Regions from separate parts of the Homo sapiens genome. Here regions 1 and 2 are each linked to region 3. A link is an interaction called in ENCODE POLR2A ChIA-PET data of the cell type or tissue named here. Cell type or tissue: PC-3. All regions are shown on one strand.

Region 1 (4,000 bases), 120 kb before region 3:
CAGTTGCCAAGGTGTATTACAGTCAGACCACTCAGACAGAAAGCCGGCCCCTAATGGGCCCAGGGATACGACGGCGGAGAGTCCTGACAAAAGATGGTCGCAGCAACGTGAGAATGGAGCACATTGCCGACAAGCGCTTCCTCTACCTCAAGGACCTGTGGACAACCTTCATTGACATGCAGTGGCGCTACAAGCTTCTGCTCTTCTCTGCGACCTTTGCAGGCACATGGTTCCTCTTTGGCGTGGTGTGGTATCTGGTAGCTGTGGCACATGGGGACCTGCTGGAGCTGGACCCCCCGGCCAACCACACCCCCTGTGTGGTACAGGTGCACACACTCACTGGAGCCTTCCTCTTCTCCCTTGAATCCCAAACCACCATTGGCTATGGCTTCCGCTACATCAGTGAGGAATGTCCACTGGCCATTGTGCTTCTTATTGCCCAGCTGGTGCTCACCACCATCCTGGAAATCTTCATCACAGGTACCTTCCTGGCGAAGATTGCCCGGCCCAAGAAGCGGGCTGAGACCATTCGTTTCAGCCAGCATGCAGTTGTGGCCTCCCACAATGGCAAGCCCTGCCTCATGATCCGAGTTGCCAATATGCGCAAAAGCCTCCTCATTGGCTGCCAGGTGACAGGAAAACTGCTTCAGACCCACCAAACCAAGGAAGGGGAGAACATCCGGCTCAACCAGGTCAATGTGACTTTCCAAGTAGACACAGCCTCTGACAGCCCCTTCCTTATTCTACCCCTTACCTTCTATCATGTGGTAGATGAGACCAGTCCCTTGAAAGATCTCCCTCTTCGCAGTGGTGAGGGTGACTTTGAGCTGGTGCTGATCCTAAGTGGGACAGTGGAGTCCACCAGTGCCACCTGTCAGGTGCGCACTTCCTACCTGCCAGAGGAGATCCTTTGGGGCTACGAGTTCACACCTGCCATCTCACTGTCAGCCAGTGGTAAATACATAGCTGACTTTAGCCTTTTTGACCAAGTTGTGAAAGTGGCCTCTCCTAGTGGCCTCCGTGACAGCACTGTACGCTACGGAGACCCTGAAAAGCTCAAGTTGGAGGAGTCATTAAGGGAGCAAGCTGAGAAGGAGGGCAGTGCCCTTAGTGTGCGCATCAGCAATGTCTGATGACCTGTTCCCACTCCCCCATTCCTCTGGTCTCTTTTCCTCTCTTCCAATGCCCTGGTAAGGAATACTACCCGGGTTTACTGGAGATCCCCCGAAGCACCCATCCTCCACTCCCTCTTCTTTAACCCAGTGGCCTGTTGGTAGCTTAGGCCAACTGGAGTCCAGGTTCGCCTCCCACTGTCCCCTTTCCACTTCCCCAGCTTCTGCCCCAATACACATACCTCCCTTAAGCCAGGATGGGGGAAAGAGTGGGATTAGGCTGAAGTGGCTTAGAAGGCCTCAGCCATGCTTGGATACTCACATTAGGAGGACCATGTGGTTGGAAGGATAGACTGCCCCCTACCTCCCACCACCACCATGAAGTTTGGTGACTTGAGGCTGGAGCTCCCTCTGTTACCTTTCCATCTAGCAAGTTCCCAAAGGCAAGACTCTCTCTGATGGTCACTTTGTGGTCTGTGCTTTCAGAAATACAGGAATCTGATATCAACATATCCTAGGGTTTCTACCAATCTCTGTTGAAAGAAGCCAGGGTTTGCCACTGTGAAGCTTGATTTCTGCTGGTGACTTCTGACCATAAGCTAGAACCATGGTCGCCACTGTTTTCCCTCTGTAGTTTCTCAAGTGAACACTCTCAGGATACCCAGTTCCCTCATAGCCTCTGTTCTCAGAGAATTGGAGTTGGCCCAAGAAACATAAACATATAACCACCCATATCTATCCTGGATTCTGAACTCTTCAATTTGGAGTGACTAACACAAGTTGTTATCTAAACCTTTAAACCTATCTTCCAGGCAGCCCAGAGAAGATCTGTTTCCCTGTGTCCTGTGAATGGAAGGACCCAAGCCAATATGTTCCTTTGAAAAGAGTCCAGTACCCAGGCCCCATGGAAAGGTCTGAAAATAATATTCCAGATTACACTGTACCTGGCTTCTCTTCTTCCTTTCCTGCTCAGCCTAGATCCTTCTTCCTTAACCCCAACTCTTTGGGAGAAGGGAGGGAAAATGCAAGGGCCTTCCTCTCTTAACACGGATGCTCAAGTAAAACTAGATTCACAGGGCACAGATTCCCCAGAAAGTTAACACAATCCCACCATGAGGGATGGGTAAATTCTCAGATTTCCAAACTGCTGTACAGAGCCTCTGAGAATTGGTGATGCTTTGTTAAGGTTTGGGCAGGAGCAGAACTCTGTGGCTGGCAGCCACTATTCTCAGTTACACCTCCCAGTGCCCTTCTGAAAAGTGCCAGCTATTTCATTAGGCAATGCTGGAAGGAAATGAAATTATACCTTCTGATCAAATAACCATGGCTTCCCTCAGCCATTCCTGAGACTTGGTATAAAATGAAGAAATCAGTGTCATCTCTACTCTCCTCTGCCATGAGGCCATTTTCAGACAAGTTAAAAAGTAGACTTTAAGAGATCAAACTCAGCCTATTCCTTGTTCCCTGGTGGGGTCTGTGGTAAGGGTCAGGGAAGGGCATATAGGCACCAGAGCTTTATCCAAAGCCCCAAATCCCTAGAGTGCTTTCTGGTCTCACTTTGGTACCAAGGAAGCCTCACATAGTGGTACTGCATAGTCCCACTATAAGTCAAGTTGCAGTTTAAGGTGGTCTCAGCCAATTGTTACAAGCTACAGAATATATACATGCATCTATGTACAGAGCCTTGCAGAGAAACACAAAATTTTGAGGCTAGACCCATGATCACCACCAACTATAATTGCACAAGGTCTTGTTATATTGATCTCTCCTCGAACTCAACTAACTATATCTTGAAAACAAAGACCCTTCGGTGTCCATCTACAGTAAACCCCACCATTACCTTCTAGTTGGCATAAAAACAAGAACCACAAAAACTTGAAAAATCTGAAACAGAGAACAGAAGGCCAAGAGCCAGCTTCTGCGTTCTCAACTTTATTCAACATTAGACTTACCTTATTTCTTTCAGTGTGTAGGGACAAGATGTACTGCTGTGTGTGTGTGTGTGTGTGTGTGTGTGTGTGTGTGTGTGTGTGTGTGTGTCTATACCTTCCTATCCATTGCCAAGTTAACCTCCATCTGGTTTATTTGGCCATGCTATGCTTTCTTCCCATTCCCCTGCTGTCTATTCTAAGCCCCCAGACTCAAGCCTCTAGACTCTTGGATGAAACAGTGAGAAGAAAACATTTTCTGACTTACCCTTTTGGAATCTCCTCCATTATTACCCAGGCTTTGCTTTAAGTTGCACTTTAAATCACACTGTCCTATTAATGCGATCTGGCATCTTCTCCCACAAGCCCCCTACAGGGAACAACTACCCCCTACCTTAACTCTAAATGGTTCTTTAGACTATAGTCTGTCTCCTCTGACCTGAAATCCTCTTTTAGGCAATAGGCCGAGCTTTAGAAGCAGCCAGGTCTGGTGAGAAATGGGCCCCCATACCAACTGTGGACTTGGAATATCAGCAGAGTAGTAGGCACAGTTGTAAAAAGGGGAGATTTCGGTAGGCACAGGTGTAAAAAGGGGAGATTTCAGAAGACGGGCGAAACAACTGATGGGGGAAGATACCTGGGGTGAGAAGATGAGAAAGAAATGATGCTGAGGGACCTAGTGAAATCAATGAAACTCTTGAGTCTTGCTTAGGCTCGCAAACAAGAAGTGGGGAGGCTTGGGAAATTAGGATATGACATATATGAAAGGTTTATCTAAGAAGAAAGAAACAGAGATAATATATATATAGAAAGATGTATATAGATGTATATATGCCCAAATATATTGAATGTACAGAAAGGAAATATTCAGAGACTTTAGCATTGGGGGCAGATATCTTGGCCTGGTTATGGGGTAGGACACCCAGATTTTCAGACTTACAATCAGTGGTCCTGGTTTCA
Region 2 (4,000 bases), 690 kb after region 3:
AGCTTGCAGTGAGCCGAGATCGCGCCACTGCACTCCAGCCTGGGCGACAGAGGGAGACTCCGTCTCAAAAAAACAAAAACAAAAACAAAAGACCATGTAAGCCTAGAGAGGCCACAATCTATTTTTGCTGTGAACTAGAGACTGCATACCTGAGGAAAAAAAAAAAAACAACACAGAAGAGCAAGAGCCAGAAGACTGAGAGAATGGCATCTGATGATTTCACTTGAGCCCCTGGATCCAACCTCACTTATTGTGGATTTTTGAGTTACATGAGCAATCACATCCTTTTATTCTCGTCTTTTCTTTTTTATCTACTTCTTGTTAAATTTTGTCATTTATAATGAATGTCTTCCAAATAATACACAACCTTCCTCCTACCTGCCTTCTGGTATTGTTCTTTTATGTACTTCAGCATTTGACATGACTTTCCCATTCAAGTCTCTGTGACACTGAATAAATGAATGAATGAAGCTAACAATGACTTACTGCTTTTTCCTACATTCAGAAGTACTTATCACATCTGTCATTTACTTCTTTGATATGTGTATTATTTTCATGTTTACAAATGAGGAAAAATTTGCTCATAAAGTTTATGTTTCTTGCCCACAATCAATAGCTAGCTAGCAACTGGGGCAGAATTCAGAGCCTGGACTGACTGACTTAAAAACCTAAACCTTTTCTCCCTCCTCAATGAATCACCAGTAACGAAAATAGTGTTGTTGGATTATTTGTTTGCTTAAGATACTCTAAATCAAGTTATCTCCCAGTTGCCTGTCTCTTAGCGGTTCCATGATTCTCTTTGCTTAGCATATCTCTTCACGTACTTCCCCCAAAGAGATCATTGATGTCTCCCCAGTGTCTGCAAATCAATTAGTTTAATAAGTAGTGATTCTCATGTTTGACTTTTGGACTTCTTCTTAGCATTTTTATGATTCTTCTTAGTATCTTCAGCACCAAGCACACACCCTGCCACATAGTAGGTGCTGCAGGCTACAGAAGAATTCTTTGAACCTTTGATTACTTGCTCCTTGACTATATGAAAAAATAACTACTGTGTTCCTGAGTCTTCTTTTTTCTAAAAGAGACTTCCTTAATCCTTTCAGTTCTTCCTTATAAACATGTTTCAGTTGAGGAGGGTTTAGGTTATTGCAGTCTTATGAATATGAAGGACAATTTTCTTAGGAAGATTACTTTGATATTTATGTACAGGTTGGTAAGAGGAAAAAGAGAAAGGAAAATGACCAGTGGTGTTCTATCACAGGAATAAGCCATGAGCTTTTCATGGCCCTTACCATAACACGACAATTATTTATTTTTCACTACTATTAGACTGTAAATTCCATAAGTGCAGGCACACTATTTGTCTTGTTTGTTAATTTTTTTGAATGTCAAGTATAAAACACATGACCCTGCACCTGGTGTGAAGCCTATAGGCTTAAAGTTAGACTACGTTAGTTCAAATCCTGGATCACTCTATAATATGCAAACTCTCATAGATCAAGCCACATAATTCCCATAGCCTTGATAGTTTTGTTTTTAAGTGGATACCAGTCATTCCTATCTCAAATATTCATTGTGAAAATTAAGTTAGGTAGTTCATAGAAAGTGTTTAGCATAATGATGGGCACATAGCACTCAAAAATGCCTTCAAAATTATTATCAGGCCTTCAATAAATATTTTTAAACGATCTAGTTGTAGTTTCCTGACCTTCACTATTCTTGTTCCTAACCTCTCCATACATGCTGGTTTGATAATGTTCCTTGCTTTTAAACAACATTTCAGGGGGAATATGACCAATGAAATATCACAAAGACTGGCCACCTTCCTTTTGCATAGTTAGCTTTCTCATCTAATCAGGAGTTGACTCCTTTGTGCTTGCAAGACCCCTAAAGCTTTCTCAAACATGTGTCATTTATCAGCTTCTTCATGGAAATCTTGGGGTAGTAACTAAGCACTCATCAGATTGGAATCCAGTAGTCAGGGTGATAGCTTTGGCTTTAAAACGAGGTGTGGACCTGAGGGCAAATAGAAAGGACATTATCTCCTCAGTAATCTGAGGAAGCAAAGAAAATAACTCTGGAATTGGAGTTGGATGGCAGGAGAACAAAAGTTAAAACTGGGAAGCAGGATGGAGATGACAATAAATACTTGCTTTCTGTGTCAGCAAATGCCAAGCTGAAGTAATAAAACTGTACTTATAGTTGTTAATCCAGATATAGTTTGCATCCTGAGAGCTTTGCATATTGCAATAAAGTGTCTTTGTCCTCTGAAACAGCTGTGGGGGAGGGCTGGAGCTGAGAAGTGAAGGTGAAAGCAAGTGGGTCCTGGGGCACGGCCTTCGGAGGGGCAGCTGCTCCTCACCTCTTGTGGTGGAGTGGTAATGGAATCAGCAGTGAAGGCGGCCACAGAGCCTGCTGTTTGGGAGCTGCTCTGGGTGCCTGCTTCATCACATGTTAAGAGAAGATCATGTGCTTTCACCAGCCCAGATGGACACCACCTGTTTCTGTGCCAACATCCTGAATTTGTGGGCACTGAGCGGCAGCCAAAGGGCAATGTCCTGACTAAATTGTAGCTGTGGGCCTTAGCCCTGTCATCGAACTAAACACATTTCTCTACGCCTTTGATTCTCTCTGTGTGTGGAGATGGGCCCACAGCCCAGGCACTCATAGGCAAAAACCAATACCTCCCTGCTCTCAGGCATATCCAGGACTGAGCCAGGATAGCGTCTCATCCAGAGAAGGGACTGGCCTTCTTTTGAACATATCCTTCTCGATGACTGGTATCTTGAAAATGTATAATGAAGATCTGGTTACAGAGTCAAATCATTGACTAGTTAATGAATTAAAAGGTTGCTTCTAAACTTAATGTTTGGCTCCTGTAAGAAAGATTTAGGCCTATGTTTAGCCTAGCTCACCTAAAAATAAGGTTTCCTTTTCTCCCAAATTCAAAATGCCTTGAGAAAATATAATACCACGTATACATCCTGAAGCCCTATGTGACCGAGTCCTGTCTCCAGCTTGCATTTATAGATACTCTGAAAACAGAAAATAATTCAAATAAGTTTGATCTTTGATGCCCTCAAAGAACATTTAGGGGAATCCCATTCAGAAAGCACAACATTCCTGGCACAGAGCAAGCATTTCATAGATAGCAGTTTTGCTTGCGATATTATTATTATTATTATTATTTTCAATTTATTGTTGTTTTATTTTACAAGCCCCTCCCCAAGTTCCTATCTCTACAGGGGCTCTGTCCCAAAACCCTAAAATCTATTTCTGAAAGCTCCTGTCAAAGCACACATCTTATCTGAATCGCACAGAAAGCCATTAACAGCTAGGAACACAGCTTAAATTAGTTTATCAGATTGGCTTCACTCATTTAACAGAGACCAAAGTAACAGAACCCTGGAGCCCAGTAAATAAATAGAGGTTTCCTGGCCTCCAAAATGCAGAGTATTCAAAACAGTGCTTGTAAGAGGCTCAAATTTCCTGGTCTAAAAAAGACAAATACTTTGAATAAATGTAACAGAAAAACTAGAGTCCACTCATAGTGGATAAATTTTCTTCTTACACATTTGGAGGAAGTAGCTACCTTTAAATGTGAATGTAAAAAAAAAAAACAAGACACATTCCTAGACTTTGTATGGCATAATGCAACTGATAGAATACAAACAGAGCAATAAGTTTCTACTTTATGATATCTTCTACAGGAAGCATTACAAATTAAGAGTGTATGTCTCTAGCATTAACTTAGAGAAGCAATTCAATTGTGGAGAAATATACTTTGACAGGATAAGGTCAACTTATCAATCAACAGAAATTTTATGGCATAACTTTTTTTCCTATCATCAGTATTTGCTGAGCATTTACAGTGTACTAGGCACAACAGAACATACAGAAAACATTGTCCCTGCTCTTGAGGAGCTCACATTCTAAAAGAAAAAATACACCTCTTTTAAAACGGCATTTTTTTCGGTGTTTTCTGCAAAGTACCGAGGAA
Region 3 (4,000 bases):
CCACTGTGCCACTGTGGGGAAGGGAGGAATACTGGGCAAAGTGCAGTGAGTGATACAGGAAGGAGGGCAGAGATGAGAGGTTGCAGTGCTAACCCCTGTCTTGAGTTTCCTCCCCATCCTCATTCTCACTTGCTTTGGGGGGTGGTGTAGGTTGGAATTGAGAGGGGACAGGACCTCACAGCTGAATGCAGACTATGTAGGCAGTGTCCACAGGGAAGTAAGGCCCTTTCTAGTCAATGGAATTGGCTAATCCTGCCTGCTGCCTTTGGCTGGGTCTGCCTCTACAGTTGGAACAGCTTCTCAGTCACTGAGAGGGTGGGGCTGGCTGCTGGCACAGCCATCAGTCCTGGCAAGTGAAGCTGTCTCCAGGTGAGAGGTCCCTCAGGCGGGCTTGGGGTGAGGTGGTCTGTGTTGGAGTGGTGAGGGTGGGGGTTGCAGTGGTGAGGAAACGTGGAGAGCTGGGGAATGAGCAGGAGTGAGTTGGTGGTGGTCGCTGGAGGGAAGAAGCCGTGTTGATTGATCCTAAGCACCTGTGAACTAAGTGCCTGGGAGAGACTAAAACTTCCTTTCTAGGGTGTGGCCTTGGGCCATGATCATCAATTTTGGGTCAGGTTGTCTCTAGCACCTATCCTTGACCGAGGCATGAGTGTTCCACCCACAGTTTCTTTTTTTTTCTTTTCTTTTTTTTTTTGAGACAGAGTCTTGCTTTGTCACCCAGGCTGTAGTGCAGTAGCATGATCGCTCTTGTTCTCCAGGCTGGAGTGCAGTGGCATGATCTCGGCTCACTGCGACCTCCGCCTCCCAGGTTCAAGCGATTCTCCTGCCTCAGCCTCCTGAGTAGCTGGGATTACAGGCATGTGCCACCACGCCTGGCTAATTTTTTTGTATTTTTAGTAGAGACGGGGTTTTTCCACGTTGGTCAGGCTGGTCTTGAACTCCCGACCTCAGGTGATCTGCCAGCCTCGGCCTCCCAAAGTGCTGGGATTACAGATGTGAGCCACCGTGCCTGGCTATTTTTTGTATTTTTTATAGAGATGGGGTTTCACCATGTTGGCCAGCCTGGTCTCGAACCCCTGAGCTCAAGCGATCTGCCTGACCTCATGGCTCTGCCTTTTCTTGCCATCTCCCAACTCCCCAGCCTCAGCCTCCCAAAGTGCTGGGAGCCCCACCCATAGTTTCTAACCACTAGGTGTTACCTTTACCCCAAGGCTTCCCAGTCAGACTCTGTGTCTCCCCAGGGGGAATTTGAGGGACGCTGGGCCAGTCTGACATTAAGTTCCAGCCCCATCAGCCTCACCCAGAGGCCTGGCCTTCCTTGCCCCTTTCCCCTTTTCTACCTGAGGGTATCTCTGTCTCCTAGGAGGAGAAAGCCACAACACTGTGCCTGAGGGAAACAGGTTTGTATCCAGAGCTTTTGTTCTCTCCCCTTTTGTTCCCCTGCTTCTCTGAGGCTCCCTCTTCCAAAAAGCACCCACTAGGGGCGAGGCCCAATGCCAATTCTTCATAGCCATGGCTGTCAGCCTCATCCCCACACCACGCTTAGCCTTGCCACACCACACCTCGGGAGAGACTGTATTTGCTTGCTTGCTGCACTCCCACAGGCTGTGGCACAGATAAGATAGGCTGCAGCCTATGGGCAAATTCCCAGGGGATTAGATCCTTTATCTCTCATTCAGGAAGGCTTTGTGGAATGCTAGTCAGGGAGAGTGATGTCATTGCAGAGAAAACATTGAATTCGCTATGTATACTAAAACAACAAGCCGTTTGCCACCTTCCCTGGTTTAACTATTTATAGCTATAAATTATTGGCCACACGCCTCACAACTCTGAGAAATGCCATTTGTTACAGTGCCAGCGCTGAGAACCACTGCCTTCTCCCAGAAGATTCTCACAAACGCCCAGGAGGTGGATATTACTGTAATGTGTTCCCCATTTTGTCTTTAGATGAGGATACTGGTCTCAGAAGGGCCAAGGAATGTGCCCAGGGCCACAAAGCAATTAAGGGAGAAGCAGGGATTTGCATCCAATCAAGCTGGCTCTGAACCTGGCTGAGCCTGTGCAGCTCTAGGCTCAGCAAGAAGTGAAGCTGTCAAGGGACTAGGGGACAGAGGTGGTGGTGGGTGGCAGGGCAATGCTCCTCATCTGTAAGCTGAAGATGATAATTCCTTCCTCGTGAAGTTGCCGTGAGGATTAGATGAACCCTGGAAAGCACTTTGCATGGGGAATGCTAGCACATAGTGCTCAGGAAATGGAAGTGTGGGGAATAAAAGGTGGAACATTTGTGTATGGACCCTGGGCTGAGAGGGAGCTGATGCCCAGCAGTTTCATGCCCTTCACCACTGTCCTGTTGAACACGGGCCAAGATGCTTTCAGTGGCCCTATCCCCTTTACCTGGAACAGCTTATTTTCAAGGGAGACACCAGCTGTATTTGAGAGGGGCTCAGCCATTGGGCTCACCTTCTTCTGGCTGCACCCACCACCACCCAAGCCTTGTGAGGAATCTCAATGTTCCCTTAATTCATCTAACTGCAGACTCAGCTGCTTCCTTCTGGAGCCGGCCTCCAGTGGCATCTCAACATTTTCCAGCTTTCTGTTTGTCTGCTTTCTAGCATTTTGTCTCACCTGAGGTTACAATTTCATCCTTAACTTGGCTTCTCTCATCTCTGACCCCACTTCAGGCCCTGGGGCCCAGACTAGGCACCAGCCTGTGTATGGTTCTGCCTTTTCTTGCCATCTCCCAACACCTTATTCTGTGTGGCTGTCTACAGTGGTGTCTCTCTCTCTTTCTTACATTTTTCTTTATTATTATTATTATTAATTATTATACTTTAAGTTCTAGGGTACATGTGCATAACGTGCAGGTTTGTTACATAGGTATACATGGGCCATGTTAGTTTGCTGCACCTATCAGCTCGTCATTTACATTAGGCATTTCTCCTAACGCTATCTCTCCCCCAGCCTCCCACCTCCACAACAGGCCCCGGTATGTGATGTTTCCCTCCCTGTGTCCATGTGTTCTCATTGTTCAACTCTTTCTTTCTTTCTTTCTTTTTTTTTTTTTTTAACTTTAAGCTCTGGGATACAGGTGCTGGACATGCAGGTTTGTTGCATAGGTATACGTGTGCCCTGGTGGTTTGCTCCACCTATCAACCCATCACCTAGGTTTTAAGCCCCGCATACATTAACTGTTTGTCCTGATGCTCACCCTCCCCTCGCCACACCCCTTCCCCGACCACAGACCCTGGTATGTCTTGTTCCCCTCTCTGTCTACGTGTTCTCATTGTTCAACGCGCTACAGAGGTGTCTCCTAACACTCTGCACTTGCAGGGCTTCTCCTGCCGCCTGGAACAATCTCCTTCCAGGTGCTGCCCTCACTTGCTCCTTTATCTCCTTCAGGTTTTTGTTTAGACGTCATCTTCCCTGATCACCTCATTTAAAACTGCACACTTCACCCTCAGCCTGGACCCCGTGCTCCATTCCTGCTTTCTTTTATCACCACCTGACACCCAATATATTTTACTTATTTATTTTCTGTCCCCACCCATAGAATGTAAACTACACAAAGGCAGGCTTTTGTTGGTTTTGCTCATGTAGAGTAGTGGTTGGCATGTTGTAGGTGCTGGATAAATATTTGTTGAATGAATGAGTGAGCATGACACCACCCTCATGCTCCTCAGCCCCCTGGCTTGGCAACACAGTGCCCAGCCAGCCCAAGGGCCTAGCAACCCAGCCTTTCATCATATCTGAGATACAGCCCAGCTCATGTCTCTGCTTCCAATGCTTCCAGATTATTCATTTCCAAAAAATAAAAACCCAAGAAGCTGCATTTCCTACAGATAGAGGAGAGGAGGTTGGAGGGTGGATTGCATGCTCTGGACACATGGAAGGTGATTTGAGGATTTGGGGGAAAAAAATGGGAGGAGGGCAGGAGGAAGAGGTAGGAGCCAGCTTGGGTTCATTTGCTCCTTGCCTTCAGCCTGGAAGTGGAAAATCACTGTGG

The links. ChIA-PET counts read pairs that join two places held together with the same protein. Peaks named below come from ENCODE experiments on the same cell type or tissue, not always from the same donor. Only the 100,000 strongest peaks of a DNase experiment are listed, where the experiment ranks them.
Region 1: POLR2A ChIA-PET joins it to region 3 with 7 read pairs; 11 of 35 experiments call an interaction of 5 or more read pairs at or near these places.
Region 2: POLR2A ChIA-PET joins it to region 3 with 7 read pairs; 2 of 35 experiments call an interaction of 5 or more read pairs at or near these places.

The regions. Positions count from the first base shown.
Region 1 is chr1:160,038,526-160,042,525 of GRCh38, reverse strand. It overlaps KCNJ10 (potassium inwardly rectifying channel subfamily J member 10), which reads left to right. Exons shown (of 2, transcript NM_002241.5): 2 at 1-4,000. The coding sequence ends at 1,133. Among named protein-coding and RNA genes, the nearest start is that of PIGM, 8.5 kb to the right of the region's middle. In PC-3, no CTCF peak of the experiment used is centred here; no DNase peak of the experiment used is centred here.
Region 2 is chr1:159,228,118-159,232,117 of GRCh38, reverse strand. No RefSeq gene overlaps it. Among named protein-coding and RNA genes, the nearest start is that of ACKR1, 25 kb to the right of the region's middle. In PC-3, no CTCF peak of the experiment used is centred here; DNase peaks (open chromatin) are centred at 2,007 and 2,487; H3K4me3 peaks cover 1,122 bases; H3K27ac peaks cover 2,543 bases.
Region 3 is chr1:159,914,089-159,918,088 of GRCh38, reverse strand. No RefSeq gene overlaps it. Among named protein-coding and RNA genes, the nearest start is that of TAGLN2, 9.4 kb to the left of the region's middle. RefSeq lists an enhancer at 1-172. In PC-3, CTCF peaks have their summits at 1,216 (motif pointing right) and 1,423; DNase peaks (open chromatin) are centred at 1,638 and 3,618; H3K4me3 peaks cover 760 bases; H3K27ac peaks cover 4,000 bases.